Regions from separate parts of the Mus musculus genome. Here region 1 is linked to region 2. A link is a loop called in an ENCODE intact Hi-C map of the cell type or tissue named here. Cell type or tissue: left cerebral cortex. All regions are shown on one strand. Links, peaks and the distances in the headings refer to the core of each region. The heading gives the core; the rest is flanking DNA. Region 1 holds the start of Drg1 (developmentally regulated GTP binding protein 1). Region 2 holds the start of Pik3ip1 (phosphoinositide-3-kinase interacting protein 1).

The links. A loop is a pair of places that touch in the nucleus more often than their neighbours do. Peaks named below come from ENCODE experiments on the same cell type or tissue, not always from the same donor. Only the 100,000 strongest peaks of a DNase experiment are listed, where the experiment ranks them.
Region 1: a loop joins it to region 2, with 4 times the contacts of the local background. A loop is called at or near these places in 2 of 42 quality-filtered maps.

What each region holds. Positions count from the first base shown.
Region 1 is chr11:3,260,088-3,271,481 of GRCm38, forward strand. Drg1 (developmentally regulated GTP binding protein 1) reads right to left here and starts at 6,376. Exons shown (of 9, transcript NM_007879.2): 1 at 6,182-6,376; 2 at 4,680-4,803; 3 at 2,402-2,577. The coding sequence starts at 6,223. In left cerebral cortex, for the core only: a CTCF peak has its summit at 6,400; DNase peaks (open chromatin) are centred at 5,771, 6,380 and 7,161; H3K4me3 peaks cover 2,330 bases; H3K27ac peaks cover 1,442 bases.
Region 2 is chr11:3,324,805-3,336,198 of GRCm38, forward strand. It overlaps Pik3ip1 (phosphoinositide-3-kinase interacting protein 1), which reads left to right and starts at 5,927. Exons shown (of 6, transcript NM_178149.4): 1 at 5,927-6,200; 2 at 7,111-7,227; 3 at 7,305-7,424; 4 at 8,405-8,608; 5 at 8,701-8,779. The coding sequence starts at 6,131. Gm12592 (predicted gene 12592) reads right to left here and starts at 6,386. Exons shown (of 2, transcript NR_165248.1): 1 at 6,110-6,386. In left cerebral cortex, for the core only: CTCF peaks have their summits at 3,602 (motif pointing right), 5,935 and 7,042; DNase peaks (open chromatin) are centred at 5,267, 5,919, 6,445, 6,693 and 2 more places; H3K4me3 peaks cover 2,822 bases; H3K27ac peaks cover 3,477 bases.

The sequences.
Region 1 (11,394 bases), core at 1,808-9,807, 64 kb before region 2:
AAAACTTTCTAATGGTCAAAGCTGTTAAAATATGAGTATGTACAACACTGAATTATAACACATGAAAAAATATCCACAACCCAACATTTATATAAATTCTTGAATAAATGGGTGAAGGGCAGCTCTTCATTAGAAATCCAGTTAACACAAGTACTGAACAAAAGCACTGAGAGCTACAGTTAGGACAGAAAGGAGTAAAGAACATTTAAGGAACATGCTGGATTCTGAAACACATATATGAACATTGTAACAGTACAGAGCTTAAGCAGGTGGAGAGATGGCACAGCACTGAGAACTTGCTCTTTGAGAAGACATGGTTCCTTCAGTTTTCACCACTCAAAAGGTGGCTCACAATCATCTGTAACTCCATTTCCAGGGGGTCACAACACCCTCTTGTGACTCAAGTGGTACACAGGCACACATGTGAGAAAATACACACATAAATAAATCTAATAATAAAATTAAACCTTGAGAATTAGAATGCAGATCTTTTTCAAAGTATCTCTCCTGAAACATCTACTGACTTTGAAAAGGAAACACAGAAGCCCTGCAAATACCATCTTAATAAACTCACAGAAACTAACATCAAGCCAGATGTAGCTCCCACAACAGATGAAAAGGCAGAATCTCAAACTCAAGGCCAGTTGAGCTACATAGAAAGAATCTGTCTCAAAAACAGAAAGACAGGAGAACTTGAGTTCAGATCCCCAGAATCCACAGTGAAGCAAGAACAAAAGCTCTTGCAATAACCTCAGGGTGGTGGGGTGGGAATTCCCAGGGCTAGCAAAAACATGAGTTCTGAGCTGGGCAGTGGTGGCGCACGCCTTTAATCCCAGCACTCGGGAGGCAGAGGCAGGCGGATTTCTGAGTTCAAGGCCAGCCTGGTCTACAGAAAGAATTCCAGGACAGCCAGGACTACAAAGAGAAACCCTGTCTCGAAAAACAAACAAACAAAAAAAAAGCATGTGGTAGGGCTGGAGAGATGGCTCAGCGGTGAAGAGCACTGACTGCTCTTCCAGAGGTCCTGAGTTCAATTCCCAGCAACCACATGGTGGCTCACAACCATCTGTAATGAGATCTGATGCCCTCTTCTGGTGTGTCTGAAGACAGCTACATAAAAATAAAACTTTTTAAAAAAAAACAAAACGAAACAAAAAGCACATGATAGCCACATTGAATGTATTTTCACTTTTCTGGTTGTGCTGCCTAGTCTTAGGCCAACTGGACACAACCTAGAATTATCTGAAAGGAAGAAACCCCAGTCAAGGAAATGCCTCCAAAGATCCAACTGTAAGGCATTTTCTTAGTGACTGATGAAGGAGCTGGTCTGGTGGTCCTAGCTTCTAAGAAAGCAGGCTGGAAAGCTGGAGAGATGGCTCATCTGGCTACTCTAACCAACACCCACATGAAAGCTCACAACTGTCTATAACTCCTGTTCTAGGGGATCCAACTACCTCACGGACATACATGCAGCCAAAATGCCCATGTAAATAAAATTAAAATAATTTAAAATAAAAAAGCAACCAGGCTGAGCAAACCATGGAGAGTGAGCTAGTGAGCAGTACCCACCCATGACCTCCTTCAGTGATGGGCTACAATGTGGAAGTGTAAACCTAGTAAATGCTTTTCCTCTCCAACTGGTTATGGTGTTCCATCCAAGCAACAGAAACTATGATATGACACACACTAACGTCAAGACACTGCCAACCCAAGTGTAGTGTCAGCACACCTCTAACTCTAGTACTTCACAGGCTGCAGCAAGGACAAACCTGGGAGTTCAAGGCTAACCTTTACTATATAATAAGACCTTTTCTTGGGCTGGAGAAATAGCTCAGCAGTTAAAGAACACTGGCTGTTCTTCCAGGGGATCTTACAGCTTCACACAGATATAACTTCAGGCAAAACACCAATGAACATAAAATAAAGATAAATAATAGAATTTTTTTAAAAGACCTTTTCTTAAAAAAGACTCAATTCTGCAAGTCATTTTGTGCATATAAAGCCCCGTCTCAGATGATCTTCCCTCAATGTCAGATCAAAAAGCAGACCCTTTTTTTCATATATTTTCATGGGTCCTATTTCACTCTAATAACTTTCTTGTTAAGTGTAGTAACTTTTTTTTTTCCCACAGGGTTTCTCTGTGTAGCTCTGGCTATCCTGGAACTCACTCTGTAGACCAGGCTGACCTCGAACTCAGAAATCCGCCTGCCTCTGCCTCCCAAGTGCTGGGATTAAAGGCGTGCGCCACCACACCTGGCAAGTATAGTAACTCTTAAAGAGATGAAGGGCCTACTAAATAAAAAGACAGTCCCGACATACTGTGGGCTATTAATAAAGCACTTCCTAAATGAATGAAAACAATGGGTTTCTTCCCTTTCTTGGCCTGAAAAATGTTACTCACCTGGATCTTGGCACCTTTATATCTGATGACACCAGGCACTGTGGTCAATGTAGTGAATTCATAGGCTGCCACTTCAGAATACACTCCTGCTAAGTTACTTAGCAGAGTTGATTTCCCCACAGATGGAAAACCCACAAACCCAATTCGAGCATCACCTGTCTTGGCCACATCAAAACCTATAAAACAGTAAGAAACATCAAAAACACAAATGTTATCCTTGGGTATAGTACACTTCACCTAATTCTTTTCATATTGTTGTTGGTCTGGTTTTCTAACTTCTAAAATACAGCTCAAGCATGAAATTCACAATTCAATAGTAATGCAGTACTAAAACAAAGAAATCCTTTATCACTTTATTTATAACAATTTTGCATAATATTTAAGGCCCAAAGATTACAAAAGAATTCATCTGCCAGGCAGTGGCAACATATGCCTTTGCCCCAGCACTCAGGAGACAGAGGCAGATGGATCTCAGAACAGCCAGGGATACAGAGAAACCAATCTCAAAAAAAAAAAAAAAAAAAAAGAAAGAAGAGAAAAGGAAAGAGAAGTAAGGAGGAGAAAGAGGAGGGGCTGAAGGTTATGAGGCATAGTAGAGCAAGCCTGTAGTCACAGCACTTGGAAGGTAAAAAGCAGAGGAAGCAGAAATTTAGGGGCCAGCTTGGACTAAGATCCTTTCTCAAAAACATAAAACCCTGGGGCTGGAGCACTGATTGCTCTTGCAGAGGACGAGACTCAATCCCTAGCACTCACATCACAGCTAGCAAGCTTCTCTAACTGCAGTCTCAGGGTCCCTGAGGGATACAGTATGCTCTTCTGGCCTCCAGGGGTGCTTCATAGGTGATACAAAGATACACACAGGCAAAACACATACACAAAATAGCATAGGGGTTGGAGATGGCTCTTCACAAAGCATGCATGCTTATTTCTTAGCATGCGCAGCTACACATGCAGTTCCAAGGGATTTTACTCCTTCTGGGCTCTGAAAGCACTGGTGCACATACAATTAGTAACCACATATTCACACATTTATTTTATTTTGTTTTGTTTTGTTTTGTTTTAATTATTTCTTTTGAGTTAGGGTAGCTATGTAGCTCTGGCTGTCCTGCCCCCTACATGCTGGGATCAAAGGCATATACCACTATCCCTGGCCCACACATAAATTTAAAATATTAACAATATCAAAAAAATAAAGCCAGAATTAGAGGTATACACCTTTAATCCCAGCATTCTGTAGGCAGAGGCAGATGGCACTGTGAGAGTTTAAGGTCAGCCTAGTCTATACAGTGAGAGTGTCTCAAACAAAACAGAACCACAAAAAACAAGATACAGATTTGAGGCTCTGTGTTTATCTCTGGTTTGGATTTTATCCGATCCCTGGGAATGGTGTGACCAGATTTTTTGAAATGGGATATACTTACATAGCCTAGGCTAGTTTGGAAGACTGGAATTTGCAATCCGCCAGCCTCATTCCGGAGTACTGTATGTGCATAGCTTTTGAGATTGTGTGTTTGAGTGGGCATGCATAAACTGGAAGTTGATATCAGGCTTCTTCCTCTACCCTCTAGTTCTCACTACCAGCCACCACCACCCAACTCAAAACATTAATTACACCTAATGTGGTGGCGCACGCCTTTAATCCCAGCACTTAGGAGGCAGAGGCAGGCAGATCTGAGTTGGAGGCTAGCCTGGTCTACAGAGTGAGTTCCAGGACAGCCAGGGCTACACAGAGAAACACTGTCTCAAAAGACAAAAACAAAAACAAAAAATTGGGCTAGGAGATGGCTCAGTAATCAGTGTGCCTGCCACACAACATGAGGACCTAATTGTGGATTCCCAACACCCACAGGTAAAAAAAGCCCTGTAGCAGCAGCACACACCCGTGATCCCATTGCTGCATTATAGGCAGGTCTCCAGAGACTGATGGATCGCCAGTCTAGTTGAACTGATGAGTTTCAGGATAAGTAAGACCCTATCTCAATTTAAAAAAAAAAAAAAGGACTGGTCTTCCTATGCACATAAACACACAGAAATGCATTCTTGGAAGCCAGACACAGTGGTGTGCACTTTTAAGCCCAGCACTTGGGGAGCAAATGGACTCTGTGGAGTTCACTGCTAGCCTAGACTTTATAGTTAAGTTCCAGGATAAGAAGTACACAAACAAAAAAAAAATTGTCTATGGGCATATGAATATATAACACACATACACACATTAGATATTTGTATTATTTTACACACACATATTATATATTCACACATATTACATGGAACTACAAACCTTCTCCTGGCCCCCCGCCGCCGCCACCTTTAGGAGTGATGAGTTCTCTTCGAAGTTTAGCAAGGCGAGCCTTAAGCAGGCCAAGGTGATGAGCTGTGGCTTTGTTCTTCTGAGTCCGAGCCATCTATCAGGGAAGAATCACAGCCATAAACTCTGCAGCGTTCCAGGGGAAAAGTCCTGAATGCTCCCAGAAGCTGAGAATATGTTTTGGCTTTCTAATGTCAGTGTAACCATTTTAATTTTTCTTAACACAGGGTCTCTTTATGTGGTCCTAACTGTACTACAACTTATTATGTAAACCAGGTTGGCATTGAATTCATTAGTGTACCACTGGCCTCGGCCTCCTGAGCTCCACCTAAGAATTATTTTTTATCCTTAGACGCCCACAATAGAGGTGAAGGTGAACAAACTGTCTATTGAAATACTGCTTCAGGGGAAGACCAAATGGCTCATATTCACGAGCATCCAGCAAACTGCAGACTGAAGAGGATACAGGCAACTAAGTATTTTTTAAAAAGAAAAACCAAGCCTGGCTAATGTCAGCACTCTGGAGGCAGAGGCAGATCTGTCTGAGTTCAAGGCCAGCGTGATCTACACAATGGGATCCCTGACATCCAGAAGTATGTAGCAAGACCCTGTCTCCAAACAAAGGAGAGAGGTAGAGGGAGGGAGAGAGGGAAAAAATCCAGGGCCAGATAGACACACTCAAGTGCACTTGCTGCCAAACTTGGAAGACCTAAACTCAATCCCAGAAACCATGACTGAACAGAACGATTCCCCTAAGTAATGCTGAACACACACACACAGAAACATAAAAATAAACTGAATTCCCTCTCCCCTCTCCAGTTCATTCTCTTCACCACAAAAGAAACAAACGAGACCCAACGTGAAAGGACCCACGGTCATTCGAATTTCTATCCACAGAGGGAATTAAAATGCATCTGCTGATTCGTTTCTACGGTACCCAATCTAAAAGAAGGGTGTCACATTACGGACTTTAAAAAGCCCTGAAGGTCTCAGGGATGACGCGCCATCCAGGTACAATCTACTTACTCCCAGATCTTACCGTCACAACCAACGGCGTGTAAAAGGGGACCACCAGTGAGTGGCAAGTGGGCAAGGAATAACGGGACAAGACCTCAAAGCCCGTGATCGGATCACGGAGTCTGGGATATAGAAGTCGTGTGGCTCAGAGAAAAAAGCAAGAAAAACAGAAATAATGTCGAGACATGCGCCGAAAACCGGAGCAAGTGCTGGGTGTGGGATGTGGGAGGTTGCGCAGAGACGGAGCTGGCGGATGGGAGCTGAGAAGCCCAGGCCCGAGGAACTGAGGGAAGGGGCTGCATGGGGACGGGGCTGCGGCAGCGCAGGTTTAGACTACGGGGGCGATGGCAGCTGGTGGCACAGGGGTGGAAGCCAGGCCCTGACGCCGCGGACGCAACACCGGAGGAGCCGCAGCGCCGCAGAAGGGCCAGGAGAGAAGCGCCGGCTGCGCCTTTTACCTCGGCTTCGATCTCCGCGATCTTCGCTAAGGTCCCGCTCATGGTGGCGGAGGGCTTAAGGCCACACCAGCCTCCACACTGGTTAGGTCCCCCTTCTCGCGCCCGCCGCGCCTCTGGCCACCACTGCAGCGCGCAAGCGCGGGATCTGCTAAGCTCGCGACACGGTTCCGCGAGAAGTCCGCGCCGACGCTCTCGGAGATGGGCGGTCTCCGCCTTCTCCGCCGACTCCTCCCTGTCCCGCCAGCCAGCGCGGTGTCATAGAGCCCGCAGTGAGGTGACCAGAGCGGTCGCTCGGGCCAACTTCCCGGAGCGCGCCGAGGGTCGCGCGCAGCTCGGCCCCACCCCGCCGGACCTGCGCTCGCCCCTTCGACTCCCGTGCCCAGCGTGCACCTAAACCCGGCGACCATCAGAGTGCGCGCAGATACTTGGAAGCTCCCTTTCTTCATCAGGACAGACCTCGGCTTCCTGGGTTGTAGAGAGACTCAGAGGGGTGGGGGGTTGTAGAGAGACTCAGAGGGGTGGGGGGCACAATTTTTGAGGGATCCTTTGTTTACCAGGAACCCTAAAGAAGGAGTGTGGCACTCAACGAGCCACAGTTAGTGGATCGAATGAGCTCTTCCAGAGAGAGCCATTACTTGGAGAAGCTATCATGTTGAAAAGTTGGAAATTATGTTAGCACAAATTAGAAGGGAATGCATAAATAAATATAAAAGCATTTTTATTGTGTAAAATAAGGTTACAGCCACTAAAGCGTAGTGTGACTGGAAGTGAGTCCCGAATTTGTCAGATGGACAAATAGAACTGTGCCTTTTATCATTATACTCTCTAGGCTGTTTGTTAGAAATACACTTAGAGAGGCATAGGGTAGTGGTACCCACCTTTAATCCCAGCACTTGGGAGGCAGGCGGATTTCTGACTTCGAGGCCAGCCTGCTCTACAGAGTGAGTTCTAGGACAGCCAGGGCTATACAGAGAAACCCTGTCTCAAAAAAAAAAAAAAAAAAAAGTACCGGAGTGTGTCTCCTGGTGGTGCTGAGACCAAGGATCTCCTGTGTTCAAGGCAACCCTCGACTACCACACACCATGCCAGAAAGTACATTCTAGGAAATGTAGATAAACCAGATGATAGAGGCGCACGCCTTTGATCCCAGTACTCAGGAAGCAGAAACAGGTAGATCTCTGAGTTCAGTTCCAGGCCAGCCTGGTCTTCAGAGCAAGTTCCAGGACAGTCAAGGCAGAGAAAGCTATCTCGAAAAACTGGGAAAAAAATAAAATAAAAAAGGGAAAAAAAGAAAAAGGGAGGTAAAAGAATGGTTCCCATAGGAAGGTTTTTCCTGTAATGCCGAGGACTCACTCATGACACTTAGATCGGGAGGATCCCCCTGAACCCTGAGGGGAGAATTGTTTATGGGTCTGATGATGAGGGACATAGAGGGACCGACCATTTGCTTTGTGTAATTGTTTAATTGGGCTTTGGACACGGGTGCATACTTTCTTTTATCTAACTGTGTAACTTTGAATGATCTAAAATTAATTATGTAGACCAGGCTGGCTTGGAACTCCCCCAGATCCACTGACTCAGTGCTGAGGTTGAAGGAGTATATCACCACTCCACCTTTTACTTTTGAGTTTTTGTTTTTGTTCTTTCTAGACAAGTCTCTGTGTAGCCCTGGCTATCCTGAACTCACTCTGTAAACCAGACTGGCCTTGAACTCAGAGATCTTGCCTGCCTCTTTAGTCCTGAGTGCTAGGATACTCTGTTTTCTGATTTTTTTTTTTTTTTAGCTTATTACTATTGGTTCTACTTTCTCATTAAATTTTTACAAATTATACATTTTATTTAGGGTATGTATAATTTATATGCATAAAATTATGGATATTTTCTATGTATAAATTATATATACAAATATAATTTATGTGCATTGGTGTGAGATCGATGTGAGCTGCCATGTGGGTGATAGGAATTGAACTTGGGTTCTCTGGGAGAACAGGCAGTGCTCTTGATTGCTGAGCCATCTCTCTAACAACCCCCTCCACACTCCCTGACTCTGGAGGTCTGTTGCTCATATGGAGATCAGAAGACAGTATGAACCCCAGGGATCAAAGCTGGATCCTCAGGCTTGTCAGGAGGCACCTTTACACACAGAGCCATCTCGCTGGCTCACATATATTTCTGTGTTTCCATTTTATATAAGATTGATGCACCCATAATTACTGTGTAGTGATAAAATTTAAAAAGACTTCTCCTGGGCTGAAGAGATGATTCAGAGGTTGAGGTCACTGACTGATCTTCCAGAGGTCCTGAGTTCAATTCCCAGCAACTACATGGTGGATAACAACCATCTATAATGAGATCTGGTGCCCTCTTCTTATATGCAGGCAGAACTCTGTGTATATAATAAATAAACCTTTTGTTTTGTTTTGTTTTGTTTTTTTCGAGACAGGGTTTCTCTGTGTAGCCCTGGCTGTCCTGGAACTCACTCTGTAGATCAGGCTGGCCTTGAACTCAGAAATTCACCTGCCTCTGCCTCCCAAATGCTGGGACTAAAGGCGTGAGCTACCACTGCCTGGTAATAAATAAACCTTTTTTAAAAAGACTTCTCTTCTTCAAGTGTTTTATGGAAAGGTAGTCAGCATGCCCAGCACTGTTTTGCTCTCTGAAAGAAGCTTGCTGTGTATAAGTGAGTTTGTGTTGATAGATTAATCCACTGGGAATGGACAGAAGAGGCTTACCCATACAGATGGCCTCTGCCCCACCCAGAGAAGGGTTTATTTATATAAGTTTGTAAATAAAAACTATTCCAGCTTGCCAGGGGTAACAGTGAGAAATTGTATCTAGTTGTAGGGAGGGAAAGGGAAACAAACGCTTTTACAGAAAGTTCCTGAAGGACCTGGGCTTTGCTTCTTTTCTTTAACCTCAGCCTTTTCATAAATAAATTAAGGAATAATGAGGTAACTTGATCCAGCGCCATTAGTAATGGAGAAGGGAAGAAGAGGCAGGAAGCCCAGCTGGAAAGGGGAGTGATCAAAGATCAGTCTTAAAAGACAGATAAAATCAAATCAGCAGCCCTTCCAACCAGGGTGCTCATGGAATATGGGACAGCAACAAAGCGTCACCTCTGCAAGGGGGTTCTCCTTAACAAATCTCTCCATAGGACCTGCAAATTCAGCTCTTTACAGCCATAACCTAGGTCCAGTCAGCGTCAGCCACTTGTTACAGGGAGATCCTGTTGCCATAGAACAAGAATAAACGTGTGACGCTCAGTGTGGTAGCTCACACCTGAACTTCAGCTTTGGAGTCAGACAGATGTTGTGGGATTGGAGGTAGCCTGGGCTACATGTTGAGTTCCAAGACAGATTGCCTCAAATAAAATACTAATGTCAGATGTGGTGACATAGCTGTATTTGGGAGGTGGAGGCAGGAGAATCAGGAGCTGGCAGGGTGCCCATGTTATATTTGACCTCATCAAAAAACAAACAAGCCGGGCGGTGGTGGCACATGCCTTTAATCCCAGCACTTGGGAAGCAGAGGCAGGTGGATTTCTGAGTTCAAGGCCAGCCTGGTCTACAAAGTGAGTTCCAGGACAGCCAGGGCTACACAGAGAAACCCTGTCCCAAAAAGACAAACAAACAAAACAGAAAAATAAAGAAGCCTCATTTCTTTCGAGGAGATTGGGGGCTGAGGTGGAAAGGACCAACATTCCAAAAAGGGTATAGCTTTCCTGGAACTCACTCTGTATACACCAGACTGGCCTCGAACTCAGAGACCCTCTTGCCTCTCTGCCTCCTGAGTGCTGATATTAAAGGTGTGCACCACCACCAGCCATCTTACCAGGAGATTTTAACTGTTAGAAACTAACTACAGTTGTTAGGTTTTTTTGTTTGTTTGGTTGGTTGGTTTTTGGTTTTGGACTTTTTTTTTTTTTTAGATGTATAAGGTGTCTTGAGTAGTTCTTGGGTTTGGGTTTTGCTTGGTTTTGTGAGACAAGATCTTCTAAGTAGTCCAGGCTTGGTTTTGTGCTCAACAACACATTCTCTGACCAGGATACTTCATCGCATCTATCTGGTTAATGCTTCACAGTTTTTAAGTGTTCCTTGGCAGTTCCTGGGTAGGGGCTCTGGCTTTTGCTTCCCCAATGGCACATCATGTTGTTGTTGTTGTTGTTGTTATAAAAGATGGGCCAGGAGTATCTAGTGTGGTGGAACAATGGTTCAGCAGTTACTAGCACATGCAGCTATGGTAGGGGATCCTAATTTGATTCCCAGAACCAAGAACCATCTCATAACCATCTGTAATCCAACTCCAGTGCCAGGGGGGTCTGCCCAATGTTCTCTTCTGGCCTCTGAGAAGATCAGGCACAAATGAGGTACAGAGATATACACAGGCAAACTATTCATAAGCATAAAATTAAATAAACGTTAAATAATTCTCTCTCTTTCTGTCTCTGTCTCTCTGTCTCTGTCTCTCGTGTGTGTGTGTGTGTGTGTGTGTGTGTGTGTGTACAAAGATGAACATCAGAGGACAACTCTTTCTCCTTCCACTGTGAGACCCAGGATGGACTCATGTCATCAGATTTCAGCAGAAAGCACTTTTATCAAATGAACCATCTGCTTGTCTTTGAGGGGTAAGGTGCATGGTGAGGTCTCCTGTAGTCCAGGTTGACCTTTGTTAGTTGTCAAAGCACAGAGTAAAAGAGACAAAAGAGTCCGGGCGTGGTAGCCCACTCCTTTCATCTCAGCACTAGGGAGGCAGAGGCAGGCAGATTTCTGAGTTCGAGGCCAGCCTGGTCTACAGAGTTAGTTACAGGACAGCCAGAGCTATACAGAGAAAAAAAAGAGAGAGAGAGACAAAAGAGACAAAAGACAGGAAAGAGACCAGAGTCTGACCTTGGCAGATGATACTGTGTTTATTGGTACAGACATTGAAGGACAGTGGATCTTTAGTCTCTCTTCCTGGAGCTGTTGGTTCAAGCAAGACAGACTAGCTTTTGCTACAGGATATTTGACCACTGTGGGCCTCCAAGATTGTGCTATTTAAAAAAAAAAAAAAACAAAAAACAAAAAAGGTTTCTAGGTGTTACCACTAGACTTAGCACACACCTTTAATCCCTCTGGCTGGAATACAGACATGCCCTCGGTACATACCTTTAATCCCAAACTCTATCCCATTGAAGATCACGTTAGTTTGTAGAAGGAAGTAGCCATGTTTGAAAG
Region 2 (11,394 bases), core at 1,470-9,469:
ATAAACTCAGGCAGGCAGACATATCATTTTTTAAAAGAAAAAGGTAAGCATGATACCACATGCCTTTTATCTCAGCACTCAGAATGCAGAAGCAGGCAGATCTCTATGAGTTCAAGGCCAGCCTGGTCTACATATCAAGTTTCAGACCAGTAAAGGCTACAAAGCAAGACCTTGTCTCAACTTCTCCAGTCCCCAACAACAAACAATGTGAGGCCAGACAGCACTGACTCTACAGATAGCTCAGTGGTAGAGCACTTGCCTAGCATTTAACAGGTTTTAACTTCAATTTACAGTATATTTTACACACATACAGAAATGTGTACACAAGTGTACTGTGAACCCCCCAACACAGACAGAGAGAGAATGTTAGGTATAATAACATTTCCAAAAGGGGCTGGAGAGATGTCTCAGTGGTTAAGAGCACTGGTTGCTCTTCCAGAGATCTTGAGTTCAATTCCCAGCAACCACATGGTGGCTCACAGCCATCTGTGATGGGGATCCTATGATCTCTTCTGGTGTGTCTGAAGACAGTACAGTGTTCTCATATAAATAAAATAAATAAATCCTAAAAAGAAGAGGAAGGAGGAGGATGAGGAAGAGGAGGAGATGAGGATAGTGACAGTGTACTCATACATAAAATAAAATCTTATAAATAAATGTCAATTCATTTAGTCCATACTAACTTCAGTAGGCACAAAGACTAGATAGTTAGCTGGACAGTGGTGGCTCAAGCCTTTAATCCCAGCACTCGGGAGGCAGAGGCAGACGGATTTCTGAGTTCAAGGCCAGCCTGGTCTACAGAGTGAGTTCCAGGACAGCCAGGGCTACACAGAGAAACCCTGTCTCGAAAAACCAACCAACCAAACAAATAAACAAAAAAACAATGAAAACAAAACAACAACCACCACCACAACAAAACCCAAGACTAAATAGCTATGTTACAAATAGTTATGTATCAAGAACTTTACTGACATGGGCACAGAACCTAAAAAGAAATGTCAACTTGATTTTTCAGAAGATGAAAAGGAACTCAAAACTGTCTATGGAAAAAAACACTGAGATGCACATTCTCTGTGTTGCTCAAAGAGAAAAGAGAACTCAATAAAGACAGGAAAGAAATCCAGGGATGTGTTGGGGATAGGGTGGGGTGAATCAGAAGTTTGAAGTCAGCCTGGGTGACAGTTAGAATCACTACTATAAAGAGTAGAGTCAAAAAGAACATTTACAAACCTAAATAAAATTATATGATACTGGTATAGAGGATGTGTGTAACTCAATGAACAAAACTAAACAGTCTAAAAATAAGTAGATTTATGGACTGTTAATTTTCCACAATTGAATTAAAACTGCTTAAAACAGAACTGCAGTTCAACAAGATTTAAAACTTTTATACACAGAAAGACTATCTAGAAAGTGAGAGGGGCTGTGCGTGGTGGCACAAGCCTTTAATCCCAGCACTCAGGAGGCAGAGGCAGGCAGATTTCTGAGTTTGAGGCCAGCCTGGTCTACAGAGTGAGTTCCAGGACAGCCAGGGCTACACAGAGAAAGCCTGTCTCGAAAAAGCAAAAAAACAAAAAAAAAAAAACAAACAAAAAAAAAAAAACAAAAAAACAAAAAGAAAGATTGAGAGAGAGAGAGAAGAGAGAAAGAAAACATGAAAGGGAGCTGGAGATGTATTAATAGAGTCCTTGTCTAATATTCAAGAGGACCTGAATGAAAGCCAGGTGGGCGTAGGGCACCCACAGGTGTGTGTGCATACATGTGTGAGTAACAATAATTCCAGGGAGCACTTTAGTCTCAGACCCCAGGATTAGATCTGTAACACTGGCCACAGGCAACTGTTAAGGACACCCCAATACCTGAAGCCTGTGACAACCATAACAAGCCACTGCCTCAGACTGCTATCATGCCCTAAGGTAAACATACAGTGCCAGAGAGTGACAAGACACCCAGTGTCCTCGCTGGCCTCATGCCTGCACAATTATCCTGGCCCACTGAGCCATCTTGCCAGCTTTTTCTTTCTCTCAACCTCTCCCTTGCTCCCCATCTCTTCTGGTTTTGTTTTGGACAACATCTCACTGAGCCCAAGACAGTCTCAAACTTAAGGATCCTCTTGCCCCAGCCTCCTACTGGTATAATTACAGGCATCTGCGACAATGCCAGGCTTCCAGTAATTCCTACATGTAAACAGGTCCTCCATATTTGTCCTTCTGCTTTCTCCACTTTGCATTGGAGCCTCAAAGAAGCACAGCTTTCTTATTCTACCTTTAGTACTAGTGCAGTGCTTTGAAAACAGAGATGACGACAATAATTCAATGTTTCATAATTCAGTTATACATTTATTTTTTAAGATAGGTTCTCACTCAAGCCCTGGGTGGCCTGAACTCACTATATAAAACAGGCTGGCCCTGAACTTGCAGCAATACTCCCGACTCTGCCCTCCAAGTGCTGAGACACAGGTATATACCACCATAACAGTCAAGTATAAGATATTCTTTACAGTCATCCTGTGAACGATTTATCATCATCTTCATTTTACAGAAGCCCTCCTCTTCCACATATCCTTATGGGTTTTAGCAAACTGCTTAACTTCTGTACGACTGATTCATTGTACAAGGAGGTATGTCTACACAGTTTCTGAATGACTTTAGAGACAGGGTATAGAATGCACTAAGAACAGCAGCTGTCTCGTGAATGTCTCCCAATGTTAGATACAACATTTATTACTGTTCCGTGGCAAACCATTCTTTGGAATATACTGGGTGATCAGATTTCTGCAGAGATAGTTAGGTTATCCATCCCATCCTGCAGGCAAGTCTAGGTCAGTCTCTTAGCAATCCAGAGAGGGATGTGAGGGCCTAACACTAAAGTGAAAATACTTTGGCCCAAAAGACTTATAAACTGACTAATGGCCTTAAGTAACTGAAAACCAAGACTTTCCTGGCCACTCTATAACCTGTTGCCGTGGTCTTAATTTTTCTTTTTCAAAAACTGCCATCACCAGGTGTGGTGGGTGGCACATACCTTTGATCCTACCACTCCGGAGACAGAACAGGCAAATCTCTCAGTACAAGACCAATCTTGGGCTGGAGAGATGGCTCAGTGGTTAAGAGCACTGACTGCTCTTCCGAAGGTCCCGAGTTCAATTCCCGGCAACCACATGGTGGCTCACAACCATCCATAATGAGATCTGATGCCCTCTTCTGGGGTGTCTGAAGACAGCTACAGTGTACTTACATATAATAAATAAATCTTTAAAAAATAATAAAATATTACTGCCAAAACAAACCAAACAAAAAAGTGCAGGCAATAGTTTTATGAATTATTTGTTAAAGAAATATTTTAGTCAAAATTACAAATTATAAGGCAATCTCTTTAAAAGTATGGGCTTCCATGTCACATATGCTTGATGTATAGTTTTGGATTTTTCAGTCCTGTTGATGGAACTCACAGCCCTGTGCGTGCTAGGTAACTGTTCTGTCACTGAGCTACGTACTTAGTCCCACGTTGTTTATTGGTAAGATTCATTCTTAATTATTGTATTTTTATTTCTGTGTATGTGAGTGCTGGTACCTGTGGAGCCAGAAGAGGGCGTCAGATCTCTGGGGTTCCTCCCAGAATAGCAAATAGAAGTGAATTTATTTCAGCTGCTGTTGTTCATGTGCCTCTATAGAAAAACGTGTTTTTGTGGCTTGTGGCTTGTCCTTGTGATTGAACACCTTACTCATGTGATTCTTCTGATGTTCTGAGTAAAGCTGGCTATTGCATGTGACTCTCTCCCCCAGACTCATGCCACCATCTAGTGTGGAAAACAGCCCTCCTGCCTCACCTTCCTATGATGGGCATGCACCCAGCTTGTATACGTTCTCTATCCAGCTAAACACACTCCATTTGTCTCTCTCTTGCCTTGTATCACTTTCTTTTCTGTGATAATGCTGATGTTTTAAATATCATGCCTCTCCCATCCAGAATTTAAGCTTCATAAGAGTACAAATTCAAATATTTTTGTTCACACAATGAAGTCCCAGTATCTAAAAATACCAGCTAATATGGAGGTTTTCAAAATTAAATATTTGTAAAATTAACAAAAACATTTACCAAACTTTAAAAAAATATTTTTTTGGCACAGTGCCTCGTGTAGCCAGTGCTGGCTTCAAACGTCCTCTGTACATGCCCAAGGATGACCTTGAACTTCTGACCCTCCTGTCTCCGACTCCAGAGCTGGGATTCCAGACTTGTACTCCCCTACTCAGAATGTTGCATTAGGGATCAACAAAAGGGTTCTGACATGTCAACTGAGGTGTTTTAAAAGGACAAGGCTCTGCACCTATGAGATCTGAGCTCAAATCTTTAGCGCACACATTAAAAGCCAGACATGGTTATGTGTACCTAAAACCCAGCACTGGAGAGCATAGACAGGGTCCCCACAACTGGAGAATGTAGCCAGGAGCCAGCAGCCCAGCTTAAAGGTCACACTTTTGGTCCAGTAAGAGAACCTGTTTCAAGGTAGTAAGACACTGGGCATCCTGTTCTGACTTCCTTATTTACACACATGGGCACACACCATGTGATCTGACCCTACACACACACATACCACACACATATATACACACCACATGCACACCCCCCCACCCCTCCCCAACCCCACCCCCACACGCACACACACGCACTCTTTGGGGGGCGGTGTTTATATGTGTGTTTTGCCAGCATATGTGTATGTGCATGACTGAGTATCAGAGGAGGGAGTCCATATTCTGGATCTGGACACAGATGGCCTTATGCTAAGTGCTGGGAACTGAACTAAGTGCTCCGCAAGAGCAACAAGTGCTCGTAACTAATGAGCCACCTCCCCAGTCCGGACAATGGTTTTAAAAGGCATGTCAGGTGGTTTGGGGACATGGTTCAGAGACTAGGAGTACTTGCTGCTCTTCAAGAAGAGCTGACCCGAGTTCCACTGCCTACTTCAGCTACCTCCCATGGTCGACAACTGCCTATAACCCCAGTTCTTGAGGCCCTGAAGTTTTCCTATGGCCTGAGTACAGACACAGATAAACCCACAAATAAAAATAACCCTTTTCTTCTTAAAAGACACATCAGGGTTCAATCACTTCTCATAGTTAGAATCACATTAGCTTTCCACTATGATAAAGTCTATAAAACTTACTTCATAGTGTTATTTTTTTCCTCCCTACATTGTGGCAAGATCAAAACAGAGTTTCTATTCTTGGATTTGCCCCAGTCACAAGGTAGTCTTGGCAAACCACCCTGTTCTCTCAGTTTACTGAGGCTGCTTGGGAACTTCAACTGCCAGCCAAATAGAAACTCCAAAAGCCCTAAGTTATGTGGATGTGGTTTAACTGTAGACACAAATTATTGCAACTAGATTTCCTATATACTGCTTGAGGGGAGTTGGAAGGAAGACATTTTACTTCTGGGCTGGTAAAAAGGGTGGACTTTACAATATAGCTAAAGGAATTCAATGTTTGTGTAACATGTATTTTCAGCTAATGATACCCTTTCTGTGTTCCTACTATATATGGATAACCCAAACCTCAAATGTTAGTAAAGGAATGTGACTGAACTGGCCCTAGCAAAGTACAATTTAAATATATTGCTTCCAGACAGATAATTCTTAGTTGTGCTGTCTATGTGGTCTTAAATTCTTCCTGCTTCTGCAATCAGCATCCGCTCTTACAACTGTGTAGTGCTTTTGGGGCTCCTAATCCACCCCACTCCACGATGCCTTCTGACACAGTGACTCTGTACTCACACTGGTGGAAAAGGAAGAAAAGCCCTGGGCATGCAGTTGTGCAGGTCTCACGCGGAGCTGCTGCTAAGCAAAACCTCTCTGCCACTCTCGGCTTGGCTGAGTTCCTCTCTTGGCTCAGGGTTAGTGATCTGGTAAGGTCTAGGAGGCTTAGGACCCAGGGGGCGCCTTTCAGCTGAAAAACACCTCGGCTGCAGCAAGCTAGCTGGGAAGCTCCCAGTTCTAAAGAGAGGCTGTTTACCAGAAGAGCATAACAGGGGCCGGCCAGTCTGACTGCAAGGAGACAAAACTGCTGCCAAGGAGGACCCCCCCCCCCCATTTGGACACTGGCTGTTGAGTCACCTGCGAGCCGAAGAGACGAGGATGCTGTTGGCTTGGGTACACACATTTCTTCTCAGCAACATGCTTCTGGCAGAAGCCTATGGATCTGGAGGTGAGATTACGTTTTCTCCCCCTTTCTGCAGCAACTTAAATGAAACAGATTCCCCAAACGTGGTCAGGCCGACAGGGAAGGAAGGTTTTGGCTGCTTTTCTCGTTATCCTACGAAAGCATTCTTCTCTCCTCTCTCCTTCCTTGCCAGAGGCTTGCAGCTCCATCTTTGCCATTAAGAACAAAGACAAGTAGTCACTTTCTCTTTCCCTTTCCTTTCACACGAGTGGATGGAGTGGAATTCGTCTCTTCTACTCCCCAGAGTCTTACCCTTTTAAAGTCCGTTTGCTTTGTGTGGCAGGCGCACGAACCTCCCCTCTCCAGCCTCCTCCCGTGGCTCTCTGCTGAGGGGAGTGGGAGCTTAAGAGATGAGGCAGAGACCCTCAGCTGGGGTCTCTATTGGATCTTTTGCTTCCCTGAATCAAAGGCTTTTGTGGAATTCTCTTGGGAGCTGGCGGTGTCTGTTAAACTAGCAGAAAGTGGCTGTATTCGTAGAGAAGGGAACACCAGTTTATATAACATTGACTTCTCAACACTGGGATGACTTCCATGTCTGACTGCCCAGAACCAAACTCACCATCTCCACAGAAAGACCTTAGGGAGAAAGACCTTCTTGTACCTTCAAAGTGGTCCCAAGTCCAAGAATAACAACCCTTTGCAGTTGTGCAGCGATCTTAAGCTTTTTTAAAAGGAAGGAAGGAAGGAAGGAAGGAAGGAAGGAAGGAAGGAAGGAAGGAAGGAAGGAAGGAAGGGAAGGGAAGGGAAGGGAAGGGAAGGAAGAAGAAAGCTAAATCGAGTGTTGTGTGTGGACCAAACGCCGCCAGGGGCGTGACACTCTGAGGTACACAGGGCTTTCTCCCGCGGGGCCAGAGAAACGCACTAAGAGTCTCGGGCGGGTTCCTCTTCCTCATAGGCTGCTTCTGGGACAACGGCCACCTGTACCGGGAGGACCAGCCCTCGCCCGCGCCGGGTCTCCGCTGCCTCAACTGGTTGGCCGCGCAAGGCAGCCGCGAGTCGCTCACCGAGCCCAGTGAGTGTCCGCCGGGGAGGCGGGCGGGGTTGGTGGGCGGCGGCCGCGGCCCTTGACTCCTCTTCTCCCCACCTCAGGCCCGGGCAACCACAACTACTGCCGGAACCCGGACCAGGACCCGCGCGGGCCCTGGTGCTACATCAGCAGCGAGACCGGCGTCCCTGAAAAGCGGCCCTGCGAGGACGTGAGTTGCCCAGGTACTCGCCCTGGGACCACGGGTAAGGGACTCCAGCCCTGTGCGCCGAGCAGCGCTGCAGCGGTTACACCCGCCGCGCACGTGCGGCCGCTCGACGCCCGTCCCGCCCCGTCCCCACCCCCGCGCCGTCCGATTGGCCAGAGCTATCTCCAGGCAGCGGAGCTCAAAGCCCATTGGCCGCCGCAGCATTCGGAGTGAGCTCATCCTCTGCGAGCGCTTGTAAACAACGGTGGGAGGCAGCTTGCCTGCCTGTTCCGCCAAGCGCCCCGCCAGCCTTTACTGTGTAGCGGATGCTGTGAGCCAGGCCCCATGCTCACAGTCCCCGGGGAGAAGCTGTGTGAGGGCTCTGAGTCACCCAGAAGTTTGACCACCTGCCAAAGGCAATGGGTGTGTTCTGATTTGAATTCAAAGCTTTTAGACTTCAGAAAACTAAAATAGTTCTCTAGGATTAGATGAGGTGGTCAAGGTTAAGCACTTAACACTGGGATTGGCAGGAATCTTGTACGCAGTGTGGATTGTCTTCTGCTGTGAAGACCTGTGCAGTCTCTGGAGAAACCGCGTGGCAATCCCAGCAAGGTGTTGGAAGATCACAAAGACTGAAGCAGACAAGTGGGAGGCCAGAGAGAGGCTATTGTTTCTTGAGACCATTTCCTCACATTTGCCTTGTAATATCCCAGCATCCGTGCAGCCCTTTCAGGCCTGATTTTGCCCCTGGGGCAGGGGAGTTGTTTTCCCCCTTTCTGTTTTTGTGATAGGATCTCATTTTGCGGCCGGCTTGTTTGGCTGGCAGGGATTCACAGAGATGTTCCTTAATTCAGGTGTTCACCACCACTCCTGGCCTGGGGCAGGATTTGATATCAGTTTAGGGGAGCATTTTAGGGAAGACCCTTCCCGAAACATCCCCAACAGTCTTGTCAGGTTTGGCTGTAGAATGCACTTAGGACAGTCTTTGATGAGAGCTATTTCTCACCTCACCTCCAGAGACCACTTCCCAAGCACCACCGCCATCCTCTGCCATGGAGCTGGAAGAGAAGTCTGGTGCACCAGGTGACAAAGAGGCACAGGTGTTCCCTCCTGCTAACGCCCTACCAGCCAGGAGTGAGGCAGCCGAGGTGCAGCCAGTGATCGGGATCAGTCAGCTTGTGAGGATGAACTCCAAGGAAAAAAAAGACCTAGGAACTCTGGGTATGGCTACGTGGGATGGGGTTCCTCAGATGATATCATTGGCTGATTGTCCAGGGTGTGGCTAATGGGACCTGGTGTCCTGTCCTTTGCAGGCTACGTGCTGGGCATTACTATGATGGTGATCATCCTCGCTATTGGAGCTGGCATTATCGTGGGCTACACTTACAAGAGGTGGGTCCTTTCTCCTCCTGGATCTCTCGGGATAGGGCTAAGGAAGACATGAAAACAATATCACATCAGCTTCTTGGCGTCTTTCAAAAGGAAGTAAGGCATTGAATCAAAATCAGCTCAATAGTAGAGATTTGGTTTTAGTCACTGCCTGGTGATCTTGGGCCCTCAGGGCAAGGAATCCTCCTGTCTCAACCTCTTGGAAAATGGGATTTCTGAGCCCTTGTCATCATGCTCCGAAGGAAAAGAGATTCATTTTGTTGAGTTTTAAAATTTTGCTACTAAGATAGGTGTCCTGCTTCATACATACTCTAATCCCAGAACTCAGGAGACTGAGGCAGGAGGTTTACAAGTTTGGAAACTGAGGCTCTGTTTCAAAAAGACAAAAAAAAAAAAAAAAAAAAAAAAAAAAAGTAAAAAAGCAAAACATCTTTAATCTCAGCAGGCAGGAGGTGAGTTACCTCAATCTGTAAGGCAGAGTGAGACTGTGTGTCAAAACATTCCACTATTGAAAAAGGTCCCTAGCCCCTGGTCTTAGCCCCTGGTCTTGAAGTCTCATATTGGGGCTTAAATGTCATCAGTGGGGTGTCTTCTAGCGTAGGGAGAAGAAAATAAATCATTACAGAAGAAAACCCATTTGCCACTCCTTACAAGATATGAAAGTATAAGAGACTGCTTGGGAAGCAAGGACAAACTTGCAGCCCCATGGGACAAGTCTGTCATAATCAGTGACATGAATCAAAACCATTGTTACAACACTGAGTGTTCTCAGACAAAATCCGGGTATGAGTTCCAGCCCCAAGGACCAGCGCTATTTCTCTGCCAGGAGAAGCCTTCCTGTAAGGGAAGTGGCACAGTGGGCTGCGTTGTCCAGTTTTGGGAGCCACATCTAAAATGTGTTGAAGAGCCTCTCAGCCATCACTTTCTAACCCCGAGGCGTTCTTAGAGGTATTGAGTCAGCCACATTGTCGATGGAAAAGGGCAGGCGAGGCATTGCTTCAGCATGGCATGTTCTCACCTACTGCTATGCTATGCTCCGACGCTTGGCCTGCCCCAACCTCATTTTCTGTTTGAGTCTGGGTCTCATGTACTAGGCTGGCCTTGGAATCTTCATATATCGAGAACATGGCCTCAAACTCTTCATTGTGGTTGTTGTTGTTTGATGTTGGTGTTTGTTGGAGACAGGGTCTCAGTCACCCTGTAACTCTGGCTGTCATGGATCCCTCTAGACAGACCAGTCTGGCATTGGATTCAGAGAAGTGCCTGCCTCTGCCTCCTGGTTGCTAGGATTAAAGTGTTAAATCACCAAGCCTGGCTTCTTGCAGTCTGAATCCTGCTTCCTCCTCAGGAGAGCTAGATTCCAATCGATCTTATCAGATGAATGGCAGTTCTTTCCAGCTCTCAGATAAGGAAACTTGAGGCAAGAGAGAATAGGCGGCGGAGCAAGCTGCCTTCTACGTGGCCGGCTGGGCAGGCTGCTGCTTGTTACCCACCGGAAGCATTCCTGTTGGGGGAAGGTGTGTGGCTGCTTAGCTTGAGTGCATGGCGCACAGCGAGTGATCCATTAACAGCAGCTGCTGTGCTTGTCTATAGGCTGTGAGTACTTGACTACTTACCTTTTCTGGCCCTCAGTTTCTCTCTCAGCTGGGGAGTTAGGGATGGTGACTGCAGCCCTGCTGTTTCTGAAAAGGACGCTGGTGCTGTATTGCTTTCTTTTTCTTTTCTTTTCCTTTTGGTTTTTTGAGACTGGGTTCTCTATAGCTCTGGCTGTCCTGGAACTCACTCTGTAGACCAGGCTGGCCTCGAACTCAGAAATCTGCCCACCTCTGTCTCCCAAGTGCTGGGAGCAAAGGTGTGCACCACCACGCCAGGCTGCTCTGTTGCTTTCAATCCCAGCTCTACCATTCGCATGAACAGGTGATTTTACTTTATGGGTTTCTCTGATTTCCTGTGAGTCGGGAACCATGGACCTGTGGGAGCATCCCGACTAAGGGTGTGGTCCTCAGAAACATCGATGATTTGTAGGTCCAGGGACACCCACTTGTTCATTTAGAAACTCTGCAGAAAACAGTATAGTTCCTCTGCCTGTACAGTCCACTGACCCAGCCTGAGCGCTGAGACTCTCCCATGTTCCTCAGCCTCAGGACAGCATTTGGCCGCCTTCCCATCTTAGGACAGTTTCCAGACCTTCAGGAGCTTGATCTAGCTGCCCTCAATTCCAAGCTCAGCGGGTGCCCCGTGCAGAAGCCAGGTATTTTTCTTTTAGTTTTACTCTTTTAGGCTGTCATGGGTCTGCCACGTGACCTTGAGTGAACTTTCCGGTACATGGGGTGGGGGGTGGGGGAAGGCACTAAGTCACCAGATTCCCTGTCACCTCGGGACCACCCCTTTCCTTAGCAAATAGGCTCTGAGAACAACCTGTACAACAGGAAACCGCATGTGGTCTAGAAACAAGCTCCGAGCTTCCCTCTCCCCACCCAAAGGGAACAGATGGCAGGGCAAGAACTTTAAGTTGAGTGTCATTTCAGGCCACCCCTGCTTGGTAGGTATCGTGTCTGTTAAATGTTTCCCCTGCACAGACATTTATGTAAGCAGTCGGACAGCAATCAGATGCTAAT